Regions from separate parts of the Homo sapiens genome. Here region 1 is linked to region 2. Evidence: chromatin loops called from intact Hi-C (ENCODE). Cell type or tissue: mammary epithelial cell. All regions are shown on one strand. Each heading gives the region's core, and the rest is flanking DNA. Links, peaks and the distances in the headings are about the cores only. Region 1 holds the start of LINC01964 (long intergenic non-protein coding RNA 1964). Region 2 overlaps SH2D6 (SH2 domain containing 6).

Region 1 (16,208 bases), core at 6,211-8,710, 350 kb before region 2:
ACGCCCAGCTACTTTTTTGTATTTTTAGTATTTTGTATTTTGTATTTGTATTTTTAGTAGAGACGGGGTTTCACCATGTTGGTCAGGCTGGTCTCAAACTCCTAACCTCAGGTGATCCACCTGCCTCGGCCTCCCAAAATGCTGGGATTACAAGCGTGAGCCACCACACCTGGCCTCATTTCTATAGTTTTAAATCCCCTGTGAAATACCATTACTCCTATTGTCCCTGTCTGCGTCCTCTCCTGTTTCTGTGTGTGTGTGTGTGTGTGTGTGTGTGTGTGTGTGTGTGTGTGTTTTATTAATGCTTCCAGTGACATCTGCAGTTTCAGTTCCATTTGCCTACGGAATTTTCAGGACCACCCTGGTTACCACTGTTGCTGGTGTCTGAGCCTGAGGGGTGAACATGTGGCCTCTCTCCTCAGTCCAGAAAAGGACTTTGGAATACTGATTCTACTTACAGCTTCACAGGGCAAGACTAGAAAGAAGGACTTGAGAAGGAGCCCCCTGAACTTCAGCATGAACATAAGCCCCACCCACTCAGGACCGGAAGGGACAAGACTTGTTCCTTATCCATTTTTTTTTTCCCTCTTCAGAGTTCCTGTTGGCTTTTGGTGGTTGTTTTTCCCCATTTTGAACACTCAACTGCCTCTAGCCAATGGCAGGGTTTTTTTTGTTTTGTGTGTTTGTTTGGTGTTTGTTTGTTTTGTTTTTGAGACGGAGTCTCACTCTGTCGCCCATGCTGGAGTGCAGTGGCGCAATCTCGGCTCACTGCAACCTCCACCTCCCGGATTCAAGCGATTCTTCTGCCTCAGCTTCCTGAGTAGCTGGGACTACAGGCCCGCGCCACCACATCCAGCAAATTTTTTGTTTTTTAGGAGAGACGGGGTTTCACTATGTTGGCCAGGCTGGTCTCATACTCCTCACCTCAGGTGATCCGCCCACCTCAGCCTCCCTAAGTGCTGGGATTACAGGAATGAACGACCGTGCCCGGCCAAGCCAATGGCAGGTTTAAAAGCAAGTAGTGAAAATTACCTTTTAGTATCTACCTGAACAAATGCCTTTCACTCCAGCCTAGGGCTCTAGGGTTGTCCCCCAAGTCACTGTGTTCTGAGGAGGATGGTGGATTGTATTTTTTTTTTTTTTTTAAGACAGGGTCTCACTCTGTCTCCCAGGCTGGAGTGCAGTGGTGCAATCTCGGCTCACTGCAGCCTAGATCTCCTGAACTCAAGCTATCCTCCCACCTCTGCCTCCCGAGTAGCTGGGAGCTACAGGCACATGCCACCATACCCAGCTAATTTTTGTGTTTTTTGTAGAGATGGGGTTTCACCATGTTGCCCAGCCTGGTCTCAAATTCCTGGGCTCAAGCGATTTGCCCACCTTGGCCTCCCAAAGTGCTGGGATTACAGGCATGAGCCACCATGCCTGGCCGGATCTTTTTAAGAACACTTTTGGCATATTTCGATAAAACTTTTAATCCTTTCATAGTATTTTCCAAGTGTTCACCATTCTATGGTTATAAAGCCCCGAACAAGTCCACCTAAGAAAACCAAAACCCACCATGTCCACTCGCAGGCGCTTGTCCAGTGGTCCTGGGCAACACATTCTTTTCACACAGCTGTCTTTCAAACTGCCTTCAGCTCTGGTAGAGTCTGGCCACCAAGGATTGGGGTGGGTTGGTTGATTACTCCACGAATCCTAAAATGTAAAGGTTGCAACAAATAGCACTTTTCACATCTTATACTGTTGTAAGGCACACATTTTAGACATTGTTACATTTCAAGTAGACAGCATTTGATGAAGTGTTTGTAAGATAGCTTTTAGATGCTTATAAATTCTGTAGCCAGCCATAACAGATGTTGGCTGGGAGAAAGAATGGAATTAAGTTTGTAAAAAGAAGTGGTTGGAAAAATTACAATGAATCATGAGAATGGATGTGAATCTTCTGTATTAGAAATTAGGGTTCTCTCTCTTGGGATTCTCTCTCTTACCTCAAAAGTACCCAGATCATGCTTGGACTAGGAGGCAAGTCATGGGTAATAATTGGTAGGTCAATTCTGGGGAGGTAAAATTTGCGGAATTTCCTGGATTACTGACATTGCCTGCGCTGTGAAAGAAAAAGGGAAAATGGTGGTCTTGCTTGATCAGATGTTAGAACTTGGAATTCACGGTGGGGATAAGGAGATGCACATTTTTGTGTCAAGGGCAGTGGATGGGACTCAAAATCAAGCTGGGTTGGAGGTGAAGTTAGGGAAAACCTGGAGAATGGAACTCTGGAATTAAAGCTTAGAATTGGAAAGGTCTAATTGCTCTCTGGGTGCAGGAGTTCCCATGGAAACCTTCCTGACAAGTAAATATCCACCCAGAACAGGGAGAAGATAAAGTGCTGTGGTTACAAGCACAGATGTGAGTTTCAATCTTAGCCCTACCGCTTACTAGCTGTGTGATCTTGGCCAAGTTAATTAACTTTAATTAAACAGTATGCCTATTGTCTCATTCTTAAATGTAGCTAATCATAGTATTAAATAATGTGCTAATACAGTGCCTGGTGTGAAGTAACCATAAAAAAATGGCAGGTGCCTCAGAAGGCAACCAACATAACAGGGACCCAAAGGTGACCAATAGTGGAATTTGGGCCAGGAGCAGTGGCTCATAGCTGTAATCCCAGCACTTTGGGAGGCCAAGGCGGGCAGATCACTTGAAGACAGGAGTTCAAGACCAACCTGGCCAACATGGTGAAACCCTATCTCTACTAAAAGTACAAAAAATTAGCCAGGGGCATTGGTGGGTGACTGTAACCCCCACTACTCAGGAGGCTGAGGCATGAGAATCACTTGAGGAAGGCAGAGGTTGCAGTGAGCCAAGATCGCGCCACTGCACTCCGGCCTGGGCAACACAGTGAGACTCTGTCAAAAAATAAATAAATAAATAAGGAAAGAAAGAGTGGGATTTGCTTGGGAGCAAAGACAGAGCCAGATAACTTCTACGCAAACACAGCACATTGATTTAATTAGCCCCATCCTGCTTCAAATACTTCTAAGTCATTCTGGCAAAACTCCATGAGGGTCAGTGACCTGGTAAAAATCGTGGAAGCTCAAGTTTCTTTATCTGAGGAGTTCAAGAGCTGGGGAAGGACGGGAATCACCCTAGGTCAGGAGACCATAGGTATCAAAGAATAAACATCAACTGAGGCTTTACTATGGATCCCACCACCTCTTCATTTACTCAGTCAGTTTCTTGGGCATCTACTAAGTGCCTGGCACTGTTCTAGGCACTTGGGGTTCTCCAGTGAATAAAGCAAAGAGGTCCCCAGCTCACTAAATAGCACAGCTTCCCAGTTGCTCAGTCCAAAACCTGTTGGAATCATTTTCTACTCTTTTTCTTGAACCTCACATCCATTTCGTCAGCAGATCCCGCTGTCTCTATTTCCACACTTTTCCAGAAACTGCCCCCTTCCCACCATCTTCACTGCTGCCGCTGGCCCAGGCCTCCATCATATCCCCACAGGGTCATCGCTATAGCTTCCAAGTGGCATGCCTGCCCCCGCACTTCCATGTCCCAGCACAGCACCTGGGTAATCTTGTCAGAACCTACACCTCCAATCCCTCTGCCGCTCCTCCCTCTCAGAGGAAAGGCGGAGTCCTCACCACAGCCCCTGGCTCCCACAGGCTGTGGCTCTTATTCCTTTTTGGGGTTCATCCCCTGCTACTCTATTCCCTCCCCCAAGCCTCACTGACCACCTTGCTGTCCCTCGGGCATGCCACAGCTCTGGGACTTTTGCCTTTGCAGTCCCCTTTTCTTGGAAGATCCATATTTCCTTGCCTCCTTCTCTTTGTCGGTGAGGCCTTCTCTGACTACCCAAATGAAAACAGGGATCCCAGGCCCACCCGGTACACCCCAGCCCCACCTCCAGGGTTCCAGCTATTCTCCTGCCTCAGCCTCCCAAGTAGCTGGAATTACAGGCACCCACCACCACACCCAACTAATTTTTGTATTTTTAGTAGAGACAGGGTTTCACCATGTTGGCCAGGCTGGTCTCGAACTCCTGACCTCAGGTGATCCACCCACCTCAGCTTCTCAAAGTGCTGGGATTACAGGCGTAAGACACTGCACCTGGACTGTTTCTCCATAACTCTTATCACCATCTGACATCCTCCCTACCCCATATACACATTATGTGCACACACACACACACACACACACCCCTACATACACACACACATAGATGCCAGCTTCCTGAGGGCAGGGCTGTCCATTAGTCACCCTTGTATCTCCATGTCTATAAGGCATGGCACACGGTAAGTGCTCCATAAATATTTATGGGATAAAAGAATGAATGGTGTGGGCCAGACTCTGTTAAGAGTGTTTTTTATTATTTCAAAAGTGCATACCAATATAAAATACTCAGTCCCTGTGGAAAACAATTTGGCAGTTCCTCAAAACATTAAACATAGAATTACCATGTGACCCAGCAATTCCACTCCCAGGTATATCCAAGAGAATTGAAAACATATGTTCACACAAAACCTCCTACATTCATGCTCAGAACAGCATCATTCATAATAACTGAAAAGAGGAAACAACCCAAATGTCCATTCACTGATGAAAGGTTAAACAAACATGATCTACACAATGGACTATTATGCGGCCATAAAAAAGAATGATGTACTGACGCATGCTGCAACTTGGATGAACTTTGCAAACATGGTAAGTGAAAAAAGTCAGTCGCAAAACGCCACAGAGTATATGATTCCATTTAAATGAAATTCCCAGAACAGGCAAATCCATGGACACAGAAAGTGGATTAGTGGTTGCCAGGGGTTGGGCAAGGAGAGAGTGGGGAGTGGCAGCTCGTGTGCACTGGGTTTCTTTCTGGAGTGTTGAAGAGGTTCTCGAATTAGATAATGGCGACGGTTGCATAACTCTGTGAAGATATGAAAAGCCACTAATTTGTACACTTCGAAATGGTTAAAATGGTGAATTTTATGTAAAGTTTATCTCAAAAAAAAAAAAAAAGTCAAACATACCTGCGGTAGGTATTCTTAACATCCCCATTTTACTGATGATAAAAGTGCGTGTCAGGGACCAGCTCTGCCAGGTGCCCAGCAACCCTGCACATCTCCACCGGGCTCGACGGCAACCTGACCTGCGTCTTGGTGGAACACCCTGCAACTCCTCATGGAGCAAGGGGCGTTAAGTGGCCCTGTGCATCGCTGCCGTGAGTGGTCTCACCTGCCTCCCCACCCTTTTGGAACTGCTGCAAGGCCATTTCTCATCGATCTTCCTAGTTTCTGTTGAGCGCAGCGCTTTCCTCCTCTCTCCCCACTCCCACAAGTTACGTCTGCAGGTGCCTGCTAAGTCTGTAGAGTGCTCGGTTGCAGTTGAGAGCTGGCTGCTGCACAGCAGGGCAACCCACTGTCCATGCCATCTGGTGTCCCAACCTTCCAGCCTTGTGTCCTCCTGTGGGACGAGGGACACAAGGAGCGACATGTCATGCTGATTTAGCTTTTGCTGTCTGCGTATGTAACAACCTGTCCAAATCCATGTGGCTCAATGTCTCCCTACAGACAAATCTATGGAAGTGTGGCTGGCCAGCCCCACAGCTGCAGGGGTAATCTCTACGGCCCCGTTAGCCCCTGCTGCTTTGGGAATGCTTGATGCTGAGATGAAATAAATGTTCCTGGGGCCCACCACTGCTGGAGGCAGGATCCCATCCCAGCTGGTCTGACTCAATTCAGACACAGTAAAAGCCATCTGGCAGGTTATCTGATATGACAGTAAATTAAAATGAAGACAGTTCTAGAAAAGACGAGATTTGTTCTAAAGTTTTTCTTTCTGATCTCTTCAAAATTTCTGCCTTATCTTTACTACAACAATTCAGAGAAGTCAAGGAACTCCAAAGCCTCTCTTAGGGGCATTTAGACAGTCATCTTTGGGGAAATATGGGGCTAGGACACGTAAAGTCACTCGATGACTTTTAGAAATATTAGCCTGTGACCACATATACATTTCTTCAGGATTAGAAATTAAACTGGCAGTCTTTACACTATAGTTAAACATTGTCTCCAAAATTGCCCCTGCAGTTTCCAAAAGTTGAAAGCCCTCACCCATTAGGGACATTTGAGTCATGGCACCTTACCTAGGCCTTCTTCAACCACAACCCTGATCTTCCAGCTGCCTCTTCTGTCCTCAAGACAGAAGCTCGCCTAATCCTTGGAACAAGAGGCAGCAGATCCTGAGAAGTTTCTGCTTGTGTTTGTCGGCAAGGAGATGGCTTCAGCAGTGGTAGGGGCGTAGGCAGGGGCAGGGCTGCCCCCTTAGTCTGTGAGGCTGGTGATCGGCCACAGTGAATTGGCTCCATATCCACGAAGAGGCAAGGAGGCTCTGCTCTAGTGACCCAGGTCCAAACCTGGGAAGCTCCAGATCTGGGACAAGCTCCAGATCAGGCCCAGGCTAGCCGTGTGACGTTGGAGCAGCTGCTTAACTCTGAGCCTGCCCCTCCTGCTGCACAAGTCCCTGCTGGCTGTGTGGATGAGCAGAAATAATGTCCATGAAGGCATCACAAGGTCTCAAATGGAAGGCTCCAACAACTGGTTCAGTGAAAAAAAGGTTTGGAGAAAATACACATTTCCATGACCCCAACTGTGGAGAAATCTTTCTGTCCTTCTAGCTTTAAGAGTAGCAGAGCACTGTCTGGTGAGGAACTTTTCCTCCCGAACAGTCTCAAAATCGAAGCTCTGAGCACACTGAGCCAGGCCTTCCCTCATCTCTTCCTCTTCTGCACATTTGCTCAACTGTGATCTGAGTCAAGCCAGCAAGATCCAAGCTAGTCTAGCAAAGCATTTTCCAAGCAGCCTTGGAAAGGGGTTGGCCTCGTGAGGACACTGATTCCTAATATTTGCAGTTGGCTTTGCAGAGCTCTCATTACAGCGAAGGTGTGAGGGTGTCTGTTGCCACCCGCTTTTGAGAGAGAGGCACTGAGCACTACAACAGCACAGCTAATGTTTATTGGACCCTTCGTTCGATCCAGGAATTTAGATGGACTATTTTATTTAATTATTTCCATTAACCTGCTACCATTATCCCATTTTGGAAAGAACACAACGGAGGCCCAGGAGGGGTAAGGATTCTGTCCTGCAGTCCGAGGCCAGCAGGGCTGTGTTTCCCAGCACCGTGAGGGTCTTTACAGTTTGGGACCAAACAAGGGTGAAGTTCAGGACGGGGCCACGTGAGGGCGGTGGACTAACATGAAACAGAAAAGCAATCCGTTGCCCAAACGCCGGACAACTCCCAAAGGTCCTTGTTAACATCTATTTGATTTCTATTTATTTTCCAGGCAGCTGTGGGAATTGGGTAAAAGTGTGGTGTCTGGGGCCAGACTGCCTGGGGTCGATGCTGCCTCCATTATTTACCGACTGTGTAATCCCAGGAAAATTAGTTACCCTTCCTGTTTACCCTCCCTGAGCTTGCTTCTGCCTCTGTAAAGTGGCCCAGTTAGCAACCGGCAGGCCAGGACTCCAGAGCTACGGAGGACAAGTGGTGGCGCGATTATCGTAGCGAGCAGCACGGTGGGAGTGGCGCTAACGGTCAGTTCAGAAGACACTTCTGGAGATGGTTAATAGAACTTGGTATAAACAAACGGCGAAATACTTGCATTAGCCAACAGAGTGCTATTCAAATTGAACCATCAAAAGAAATCAAGGATGGGTGATGATGAAGCTGAGGATAGTTGCTCCAATAAAAAGTCGCTCTCCTTTGCCCAGTTTCTACACTGGGTCAGTTTTTGAACCCAGAACCCACTGATTGAAGCAGCGCCTGCAACTCCAGCAGGAAGAATCCTGCGACACGTGGCAATTGAACATGTAATGACTCCTTCAGGCCTTCCCTCAAAGGGACCTAAGACTATTTACTTGGGTAATTGAGCACTGGGGAAAAAAAATACTAAACATCTTGAGGACAATTAGACACAGACTTATAGTAGATATGAATAACCTTAGATCCCAAGTGTAATCATGGCCCCTGTTAGAATTAGGCACATACAGGCTGGGCACAGTGGCGCATACCTATAATCTCAGCACTTTGAGAGATTAAGAGGGGAGGATCACTTGAGGCCAGGAGTTGGAGACCAGCCCGGGCAGTATAGGAAGAACCTATCTCTACAAAAAATTTTAAAATTAGCCAGGTGTGGTGGTGCACGCCCGCAGTTCCAGCTACTCAGGAGGCGAGGCGGGAGGACCACTTAAACCCAGGAGTTCAAGGCTGCAGTGACCTATGATCATGTCAGGGTACTCCAGCCCAGCCTGGGCCACAGAGCAAGAAGCTGTCTCTAAAAACAAAAAACAAAAAACAAAAAAACGGAATAAGAGCATATAGCGACTAGGTATAAATGGAGTTCTGGCTAAACTCCAGCTCAGAATATGTCCATTGAGCAGTGGGCATTTCCTCAGTTCCCAAATGTATATGAAATAGAGATTCTTGGTAGTTGGCCTAATCTCAACAGTTCTTTTCATTATAGCAGTTTGAATGGGTGTGTAGTGGTTCTCAATGTGGATTAAATTTGCTTTTCCAAATTGACTATATTGAGCATCTTTCATGTGCTTATAGTTATTTGTATATCCTCTTTGGTGAAATGTCTATTTTGTACATATTTTAATTGGGTTGGCAGTTTACCTTGTTACTGAATTGATTTCTTTTTTTATTTCCCTTGAGACAAGGTCTCGCTCTGTTGCCCAGACTGGAGTGCAGTGGCACGAACTCAGCTCACTGCAGCCTTGACATCCCAGCCTGGAGATATCCTTCCACCTCAGCCTCCCAAGTAGATGGGACTATAGGCACACACCACTGTCTCGCTCTGTCGCCCAGGCTGGAGTGCAGTGGGGCGATCTCAGCTCACTGCAACCTCCTTCTCCCAGGTTCAAGCGATTCTCATACCTCAGCCTCCTGAATAGCTGGGACTACAGGCGCGCACCACCACGCCTGGCTAATTTTTTGTGTATTTTTAGTAGAGACAGGGTTACATCATGTTTGCCAGGCTGGTCTTGAACTCCTAAAGCCCCCTATAATAGTGAATATGGCTCCTATTAATAAGACGTAGTGGAAGTGGGCTACAACATAGTATCTGTCATATAACACAATGTCTAATGATGAGTTGGCTAGTACAGTGCCGGTTAGGCCTCCTACCATAAAAAGGAAAATAAATCCTAGGGCTCACAGCATTGCGGGGGATCATTTGGTATTGCTGCCGTGAAGCATAGCAAGTCAGCTAAAAACTTTGATGCCTCAAATTATCCACCTGCCTTGGCCTCCCAAAGTGCTGGGATTACAGGCATGAGCCACTGCGCCTGGCCTAATTTTGTTCATTTTTTGTATGAACAAGGTCTCACTATGTTGCCCAGGCTGGTCTCAAACTCCTGGACTCAAGTGATCCTCCTGCCTCAGACTCCTGAAGTACTGGGATTACAGGTATGAGCCACTGTGACCAGTCAGGGTTGAATTCTTTATATATTCTGGATACAAGTCCTTATCACATATATACTGTGCAAATAATTTTTCCCAGTCTGTGGCTTAGCTTTTCATTTTCTTTCTTTCTTTCTTTTTTTCTTTTTCTTTTTTTTTTTTTAGATGGAGTCTCTCTCTGTTGCCCAGGCTGGTGTGCAGTGGCAAGATCTCAACTCACTGCAACCTCTGCCTCCCGGGTTTAAGCAATTCTGCCTCAGCCTCCCGAGTAGTTGGGACTACAGGCGCGTGCCACCACGCCCAGCTAATTTTTTGTATTTTTACTAAAGAAGGGGTTTTCACCGTGTTAGCCAGGATGGTCTCAATCTCCTGACCTCGTGATCCGCCCGCCTCGGCCTCCCAAAGTGCTGGGATTACAGGCGTGAGCCACCGCTCCCAGTCTCTCTTTTTTTTTTTTTTTAAACTGGGTCTCACTCTGTTGCCCAGGCTGGAGTGCAGTGGTGGAATCTCAGCTCACTGCAGCCTCTGCCTCCTGGGTTCAAGGGATTCTCATGCCTCAACTTCCCAAGTAGCTGGGACTACATGTATGTGCCACCACATCCAGCTAATTTTTGTATTTTTAGAAGAGACAAGGTTTCACTGTGTTGGCCAGGCTGGTCTCGAACTCCTGACCTCAAGTGATCCGCCCGCCTCAGCCTCCCAAAGTGCTGAGATTACAGGCATGAGCCACCACGCCCAGTGCTTTTCATTTTCTTAATGGCATCTTTCACAGAGAAGTTTTTAATTTTAATGAAACTCAATTTTTCTTTTATGGATCATGCTTTTGGTGTCATGTCTAAGAATTATTTGCCTAACACCAGGTCATGATGTTTTTTTCCTGTTTTCTTCTAAAAGTTTTATAATTTTATTTTATACATTTACATCTATAATCAAGTTTATTTTACCACCAAATTCTATTACATCATCCAAGAACTACACAATTACATTTTTATTGAGTTTAAATTCACATAATATAAAGGTAACCATTTTATTTTTTATTTATTTATTTTTTTTGAGGCAGAGTTTCACTCCTGTTGTCCAGGCTGGAGTACAGTGGCGTGATCTTGGATCACTGCAACCTCTGCCTCCCAGGTTCAAGCAATTCTCCTGCCTCAGCCTCCCAAGTAGCTGGGACTACAGGCATGCACCACTACGCCTGGCTAATTTTTTGTATTTTTAGTAGAGACTGAGTTTCACCATGTTGACCAGGCTGGTCTTGAACTTCTGGCCTCAGGTGATCCACCCACCTCGGCCTCTCAAAGTGCTGGGATTACAGGCATGAGCCACGAGCCACTGTGCCCGGCCAAGTTAACCATTTTAAAGTGGACAATTCAGTGGCATTTAGTGCATTTACAATGTTGAGCAACCACCACTTCTATTTCTAAAACATTTTCATCACTCCAGAAAACCCACTCAGTGATTACTCTCCATTCTCTCTTCCCCACAACCCCTGACAACCACCAATCTGGTTTGTTTCTATAGATTTACCTATTCTGTACATTGCATATAAATGGAATCATACAATATGTGACCCTCTGTTCTTTTACTTAGCATGTTCTCAAGGTTCATCCATGTGTACCATGTATCAGTACTTCATTCCTTTTTCCTGCTGAATATCCCAGTGCATGTGTGTCCCTCGATTTGTTTCTCCATTCATCCACTGAGGGACATTTGGGTGGTTTTTACCTTTAGGCTGTTGTGAATAACACTGCTATGAACACATGCATACAAATATTAGTTTGACTACTTTTTTTCAGTTCTTTCAGGTAAATGCCCAGGAACGGAATGGCTGGGTCAAATGATCATTCTATGTTTAACTTTTTGAGGATCTGCCAAACTGCTTTCCACAGTGGCTGCACCATTTTACATTAATCCCAGCAATATGCAGGGATTCCAATTTAGGTTTTTAAATCAGAAAAACTTTCTCATCAACACTTGCTATTTTCTGGTGTTTAAAAATTATTCTCGTACTAGTAAATATGCAGTGGTATCTCACTGTGGTTTTTGGTTTGCGTTTTCCTAATGACTAATGATGTTGAACATCTTTCCATGTGCTTATTGGTCATTTGTATCACTTCTTTGGAGAAATGCCTATCCAAGTCCTTTTGCTCATTTTTGAATTGGGTTGTTTGTCTTTTCGCTTTTGAGTTCTAAGAGTTCTTTATGATTTGCAAACATCTTCTACCATTCTGCAAGTTGTCTTTTTACTTTCCTCATAATGTCTTTTGATACACAGAAACTTACAGTTTTCATAGTTCAATTTATCTATTTTTTCTTTTGTTGCTCATGCTTTTGTTGTCACATTTGAAAATCCACTGGCAAATCCAAGGTCATGAGACTTCCCATATGTTTACTTCTAAGAGTTTTATAGTGTTATCCCTTCTAGCCAGGTTGTTGATCCACTTTGAGTTAATTTTTAAATTTGTAAAAATATTTTTTTTATTTTTTTTTGTCTCTCTCTGGCTCCCAGGCTGAAGTGCAGTGGCACAATCTTGGCTCACTGAAACCTCTGCCTCCTGGGTTCAAGCAATCCTCCAACCTCAGCCTCCCGAGTAGCTGGGACCACAGGCTTGTGCCACCATGCCTGGCTAATTTTTGTATTTTTTGTGGAGATGGGGTTTCGCCATGTTGCCCAGGCTGATCTTGGGAGTTCAAGCAATCTGCCCGCCTCGGCCTCCCAAAGTGCTGGGATTACAGGCATGAGCCACCGCACCCAGCCCAATTTTTAAATTTTTTAATTTGTGTGGGTACAATAGTAGGTATACATATTTATGGGGTACATGAGATGTTTTGATACAGGCATGCAATGCATAATAATCACATCATGGAAAATGGGGTATCTATCCCCTCAAGTATTTGAGTTAATTTTTGTATATTGTATGAGATAAGAATGAAAAAACTCATTCTTTTGTATGTGGATTTGTTGAGCAACATTTGTTAAGGAGACAGTCTTTCCTCAGTTGAATGGTCTTGTTACATATGTTAAAAATCAATTGACCCTAAGTGAATGGGTTTATTCCTGGACTCTCAATTTTATTCCATTTTTCTACATGTTTATCCCAGTGGCAGTACTATACTGTTTCAATTACTGTAGCTTTTTTTTTTTTTTTTTTTTTTTTTTTTTTTTTTTTGAGACAGAGTCTTGCTCTGTCGCCCAGGCTGGAGTGCAGTGGCATGATCTCGGCTCACTGTAACCTCTGCCTCCCGGCTTCAAGCGATTCTCCTGCCTCAGCCTCCTGAGTAGCTGGGATTACAGGTGTGCGCCACCAAGCCCGGCTAATTTTTATATTTTTAGTAGAGACAGGGTTTCACCATGTTGGCCAGGCTGGTCTTGAACTCCTGACCTCATGATGCCCATGCCTCGGCCTCTCAAAGTGCTGGGATTACAGGCATGAGCCACCGTGCCCGAACGATTACTGTAGCTCTATAGTTAGTGTTTAAATCAGAAAATATGAGTCCTCCAACTTTGTTCTTCATTTTCAGTATTGTTCTGGCTACTCAATGTTTCTAAAAATATCATATGAATTTGAGAACTGGCTTTCCCATTTCTTCAAAAAAAAATAGGCAGAATTTTAATAGAGATTGCAGTGAATCTCTAGATAGCTTTGGGTAGTACTACCATCTTAAGGGTAAGTCTTCCAATTTATGCACATGGGATGTCTTTCCACTTATTTAGGTCTTCCTTAAGGTCTTTCAGCAATGTTTTATGGTTTGCAATATACAAGTCTTTCACTTCCTTGGTTAAATTTATTCCTAGATATTTTATTCTTTTAGAAGCTACTGTAAATTGAATTATCCATAATAGCATATAGAAACACAACTCATTTTCATGTGTTGATTTTGCACCCACAAGTTGCTAAAATTGTTTATTAGCAATAGTAGTTTTGTGACTTACTTGGGATTTTCCAAATATAGGATCATGTCATCTGCAAATACAGATAGTTTTACTTCTTCCTTTTTCAATTTGGGTGGTTTTCATTACCTTTTCTTGCCCAATTGCCTGGCTAGAACTTCTAGTACAATGTTGAATAGTCGTGGTGAAAATGGACATCATGTCTTGTTCTTGATCTTAGAGGAAAGCTTTCAGTCGTTCACCATTGACTATGATGTTAGCTGTGGGTTTCTCAGAAATGCCGTTTATTAGATTGAGAAATTCCCTTCTATCCCTAGTTTTCTGAGTGTTCTTACCATGAAAGGTGCTTGGATTTTGTGAAATGTTTTTTTGATCATGATCTCATGATTTTCTTCTTTTGCTCTATTAATGTGGTATATTACACTGATTGATTTTTTTTTTATGTTGAACCACCCTTTCATTCCTGGGATAAATCTGACTTGGCCATGGTGTTTTAATATGCTCTTGGATTCAGTTTGCTAGTATTTTGTTGAGGATTTCTGCACCTATGTTCATAAGGGCCACCCTCTATAGTGTTCTTTTCTTGTGGTGTCCTTGACTTGCTTTGGTATCAGGATAACACTGACCTCATAAGATGAATTAAAAAGTGTTCCCTCTTCTAAATTTTGGAAGAGTTTGAGAGGTACTGGCATTAGTTTCTCTGTATTTGTAGAATTCACCAGTGAAGCTATCTGGCCCTGGACTTTTCTTTGTTTGGAAGTTTTTGATTATTAATTCAATCCCTTTAATTGTTATAGGTCTGTTCAGATGTTTTATGTCTTCTGAGTAAGTGTGGTAGTTTGTGTTTTTCAAAGAATTTGCCCATTTTACCAAGGTTATTTAACTTATTAGTGTACAATTATTCATAGTATTTTCTTATGATCCTTTTTAGTTTTGTAAAGTCAGTAGTAATACCCACACTTTTGTTCCTGATTTTAGTTATTTGCATCCTCTATCTTTTTTCTTTGTTGGTGTAGCTAAAGGTTTGCCAGTTTTGTTGATCTTTTAAAGAACCAATCTTGGTTTTAGTGGTTCTCTCTATTGTTTTTCCATTCTCGATTTCATTTATCTCCATTTTTTTATTATTAATTTCTTATGCTAGCATTGGGTTTAGTTTGCTCTTCTTTTTCTAAGTTTCTTGAAAAGTTGGGCTAGGTTATTAATTTGAGATCTTTCTTCTTTTTTAATGAGGTCATTAACTATTATAAATTTCCCTCAAAACACTGCATTTCATAAGTTTTGATGTATTGTTTATATATATATATATATTTTGTTGTTGTTTGTTTGTTTTTGGAGTCAGGATCTTATTCTGTTACCCAGGCTGGAGTGTAGTGACAAGATCTTGACTCACTACAAACTCCCCCTCCCAGGCTCAAGCAGTCCTCCTACCTCAGCCTCCTCAGTAGCTGGGTCTACAGGCATGTGCCACCACGCCCGGCTAATTTTTTGTATTTTTGGTAGAGATGGGTTTCACTATATTGCTCAGGCTGGTCTTGCACTCCTGAGCTCAAGCAATCCACCACCTCGGCCTCCCAAAGTGCTGGGACTACAGGTGTGAGCCACTACATCCAGCCTGTTTTTATATTTTTCATTCATCTCTAAGTATTTTTAAATTTCCTTTGTGATTTCTTCTTTTTTTTTTCTGGGCACCCCCCGAACCAGAACAGGTTCAGAGCAACTCCCAAGTGATTTCTTCTTAAACAACCATTGGTTAAGAGTAAGTTTAATTTCCACATATTCGTGACTTTTTCAGTTTTCTTTCTGTGATTCATTCTTATTTTTATTCCATTGTATTCAGAAAAGATATATTGTATGATAATTCAATCTTTTAAAATTTATTAAGACTTCTTTTGTGGCCTAGCAGAGGTCTATCCTGGAGAATGATCTATATGCACTTGAGAAAAATGTGTATATGCATACACATATGTTTCTATACATAACATAACATTGACCATTTTAACCATTTATTTATTTATTTTTATTTTTTGAGATGGAGTTTCACTGTTGTTGCCCAGGCTGGAGTGCAGTGGCACAATCTCAGCTCACTGCAACCTCCGCCTCCCGAGTTCAAGCTATTCTCCTATCTCAGCCTCCCAAGTAGTGGGGATTATAGGGGTGCACCACCACACCCGGCTAATGTTTTGTATTTAGTAGAGATGGGGTTTCACTGTGTTGGTCAGGCTGGTCTCGAACTCCCGACCTCCTGTGATCCACCCGCCTTGGCCCCCCAAAGTGCTGGGATTACATGCGTGAGCCACTGTGCCTGACCATTTTAACCATTTTTAAGTGTACAGTTTAATGGTATTACAATGTTATCCAACCATCACTATCCATTTCCAGAACTTTTTCATCATCGCAAACAGAAACTCTGTACCCATTAAAAAATAACTCCCTGTTATCCCCTCCCCTCAGCCCCTGGTAACTTGTATTATACTTTCCGTCTTTATGAATTTGCTTTTTAGTGGTACCCCAAGCTATGCCCTGGTCCTTCCTGGGGAGGGAGACAGGGCCATTCCACACAGACAGAACAGCCCGCCACAGCACTGTTATGAGCGCCAGGTACGAACCAGGCTTGTGGAACCTGTTATCTCTGGTCCCATTTCAGGCTTAGGGTTTCTTTAAGTTGTGATTAAAAAAAAAAAAAAAAAAGACAGAAAATAGAATTTGGGAGTAGATAACTTCTTGGGGAATTAATGTCGGGAGAATATAGCTGCCATCATTGCCAGGCTCACCTCACGCCTCCTGTCATTTTATGATCTGGCCTGCGACCCCTCACCCATAGTCAGGCTCTTATTCTAGGACCCACCTCCCAAGACAGACCTTG
Region 2 (3,069 bases), core at 570-3,069:
CAGCATCCTCTCTCTCAAAGCACTCTCCTCACACCTCAGGGTCAAATGTCAGAGCTCTTGTCCTAACTTCCCAGGTTGCCCAAGGAGCTTCTGAGGCGCTACAGAAGGGACTTACCCAGACCCTTCAGTGCAAGCCAGGAACTCAGGGTCCGGCCTGCTCGGTAGGATGAGCTGTGCTGAGGCCCTACTTCATCCACCCTTCTGGGCCAGGGCAGCCTCTTTCCAGAGGCCTCTTCTCAGCTGATTTCTGGCTCCCAAGCGGGAGACTCAGGTTACACCTGTATCGGGAGCAGTGACACCACAGTGGCCAGCAACACATTGGACTTTCTGTCTCCAACTCCATTTTCAGCTTTTACACTTCCTGATCTGGGCATATACTGCTACATACTGGATCATCAAGGAAGGAGGAAAATACCTAGTCAATGAAGGTTTAGCCATGACCTTGTAAGTCAGTGAGATTTCATTCTTGTGTGGTTAGTTCGAGGCGAGCTACTTCCTAGAAATATTTCATTTGATCTCTAAACACCTAGAAACAGCTCCAAAAGGGATATTCAAAGTAGATTGCCCAGATTCTCTTGATAGCAGATGTGGGGTTCATATTAACTGGTCGCGTGGTCTCTAAGCATGCCTATTTCTGCCTGGGAAGTTCTCAAAGGTTTGGTTTTCTGAGTGTTTCTGTTAAAACAATCAGCCTTTTGTTGAGTAGCCCTTTTGCCCCTAGAGAGGAGAGATAGGTACCATAGAAACTTGGAGACAGCTATTGACTCAGTCCCTGGACTCTTTAATAAGAGCCCGTTCTGTTTTGTTTGTTTGTTTGTTTGTTTGTTTCCTGAGACAGAGTCTCGCTCTGTCTCCCAGGCTGGAGTGCAGTGGCGCAATCTCGGTCCACTGCAACCTCTGCCTCCCGGGCTTAAGCGGTTCTCCTGCCTCAGCCTGCCTCAGCCTCAGTAGCTGGGATTATGGGATCACAGGCGCACACTACCACGCCTGGCTAATTTTCGTATTTTTAGTAGAGACGGGGTTTCACCATGTTGGCCAGGCTGGTCTCGAACTCCTGACCTCAGGTGATCAGCCCACCTTGGCCTCCCAAAGTGCCGGGATTACAGGCATGAGCCACCGTGCCCGGACTGAGCCCATTCTCTTATTATTAGAAATCTTATTATCAGAATGTGAGCTTCTGCATTCCAGGGCTTCGCACCAGACCCTCAAGTCAGTAATGACCCTTGGGACATGCAGTGTGCCAAAAGCTGTTGAATGCCCATTCCTGCTCCCTGAAGATCCAACCAGCAATCAGCAGGGTGCAGTTAAAGTCACAGAGCAGTGTTGTTAGGTCATTACAGGGAATGTGGCTAAGGAAGGGCAAAGCCCAGCAAAACTTGTCCTAACTTCCCACGTTCTTTCGCTCTGCGGGCCTTGCCTTCATTTACCTTCCTGATAACTAAAGCCTGGGTCGGTGGTCCTCCAGGCCACGCCCCTTCCACCGTCAGCCTCCGGGCCCAGGAAATGAGCGACAGGCTGCCATGCCCCTCCTCACCACCAGGGGTCGCCCTCTCCCGTGGAACGACTGCTTAGGTCCCCACAGTGGCCCGGGACGGGGTGAGGGGACTGTGGCTTTGGCTCTGTGTACATCATATGGCCTTGGCCAGCATCCATTCTTCTCTGGCCTCGGCTTTTCTGTTGGTAAAAGGGAGGGAGGGTGATCTCAGGGCCCTCCAGGCCCATCAAGGAAGGAGGTGGGGTTGGAGACGTCGGGGAGCCACTGTGTCCAGTCTCTCCTAACGGGGAGGGTAGAAGACCAGCTGGGAACAGGAGAAGCTTGGCTCCCAGGCTCTGTGCTGAAGAAGGAAGCCTAAGCAGGGCCATGTTACATTTGGTGGAGGAGGGAGAGTGTAGGGGAGGAACAGACGCCGGCCGCTCCCGCTAAGGAAGGCAAATTGAGGAAAGGACCCAGTGGGGTGGGGAAGGTCGGCCAGAGGTATCCAGAGAACCAGAGAAAGTGAGTGTGAGGGAGTCCTTGGTGATCCATCTGCGCTGGGGAAAAAGGTTTTCAGCAGATAAACAGCCGGGACCTCGGGGGATTGTGCCTCAGCCTAGGCCCGGTAGTCGAAGACATATGGACAGGAAATGGGCAAGACACGGGCCTTTCAGAGAAGAGAGACCAAAGATGTTTGCAGAGAGGCAGGCTTTGCGCAACCTGTAAAGAATGAGTAAGGTTTGAATAGCAGCTACAACAAATATTGATTGAGAGCCTGCTGTGTGCCAGACTGTGGGCCCGGCACTTGGAATTTGGCCGTGAACCTAGCAGACACAGTGGCTGCCCATTTACATAGCGTGCAGTCGAGTGTGGGAGTTTACAGTCTAGCTGTGAAATAAACCTGTAGGTTTAATTATGGTGGGAGCTCAGAGAGCGGGGTAGGAGACTGTCCTGGTCTGGGACCTCCACTGCTGAGGAAGGGTCACCTAAGCTGGGGCCTGCAGGAGGAGGGAGGAAAGGGGCCAGGATGTTCCAGAGGAGGAATAGCAAATGTACACTCCAGATAAGAAGGGCCTGGTGGAGATTAGAAAGGGTGGAAAGAAGCCATGTCACACTGTGTTTGCAACCACTCTCCCCCACACCCAACCTCACCTGTGTATCCTGTGTACTTGGTCACCTCCTGGGCTCTCTTGGGGGCAGAATCTGGGCAGCGGGGGAATGGATCAAGCTGAAAGACAGCTAAAGAGACTGTGGCTGAGTGCAGGATAAAGAGCCAAGGTGGAAGGGAGAGGGCTGGGCTCTGGGAGACGGGGACATCTGTGAAGAGGATATTGCCATTTTGGGGGTAACATTTTTTGAAGTATGATATACATATAGAAGAGTCCTTTTTTCTTTCTTTCTTTTTTTTTTCTTTTTACTGTTGTGCTGCATATTAAGAATGCCCTCTTGGTCGAGTGCAGTGGCTCACACCTGTGATCCCAACACTTTGGGAGGCTGAGGCAGGAGGATTGCTTGAGCCCAGAAGTTCAAGACCAGCCTGGACAACATAGTGAGACCCCATATCTGTTTTTAAATTAAAAAAATTAAAAAGAATG

What was found. Peaks named below come from ENCODE experiments on the same cell type or tissue, not always from the same donor. Only the 100,000 strongest peaks of a DNase experiment are listed, where the experiment ranks them.
Region 1: a loop joins it to region 2, with 11 times the contacts of the local background. A loop is called at or near these places in 2 of 110 quality-filtered maps.

What each region holds. Positions count from the first base shown.
Region 1 is chr2:85,059,759-85,075,966 of GRCh38, forward strand. It overlaps LINC01964 (long intergenic non-protein coding RNA 1964), which reads right to left and starts at 7,589. Exons shown (of 2, transcript NR_146453.1): 1 at 5,025-7,589; 2 at 4,352-4,921. In mammary epithelial cell, for the core only: a CTCF peak has its summit at 7,217 (motif pointing right); no DNase peak of the experiment used is centred there.
Region 2 is chr2:85,419,292-85,422,360 of GRCh38, forward strand. SH2D6 (SH2 domain containing 6) reads left to right here. Exons shown (of 24, transcript NM_001394463.1): 3 at 2,912-3,023. It also overlaps a transcript of CAPG not described here. Among named protein-coding and RNA genes, the nearest start is that of SH2D6, 2.1 kb to the left of the region's middle. RefSeq lists an enhancer at 1,272-1,421. In mammary epithelial cell, for the core only: a CTCF peak has its summit at 1,538 (motif pointing right); no DNase peak of the experiment used is centred there; H3K4me3 peaks cover 166 bases; H3K27ac peaks cover 258 bases.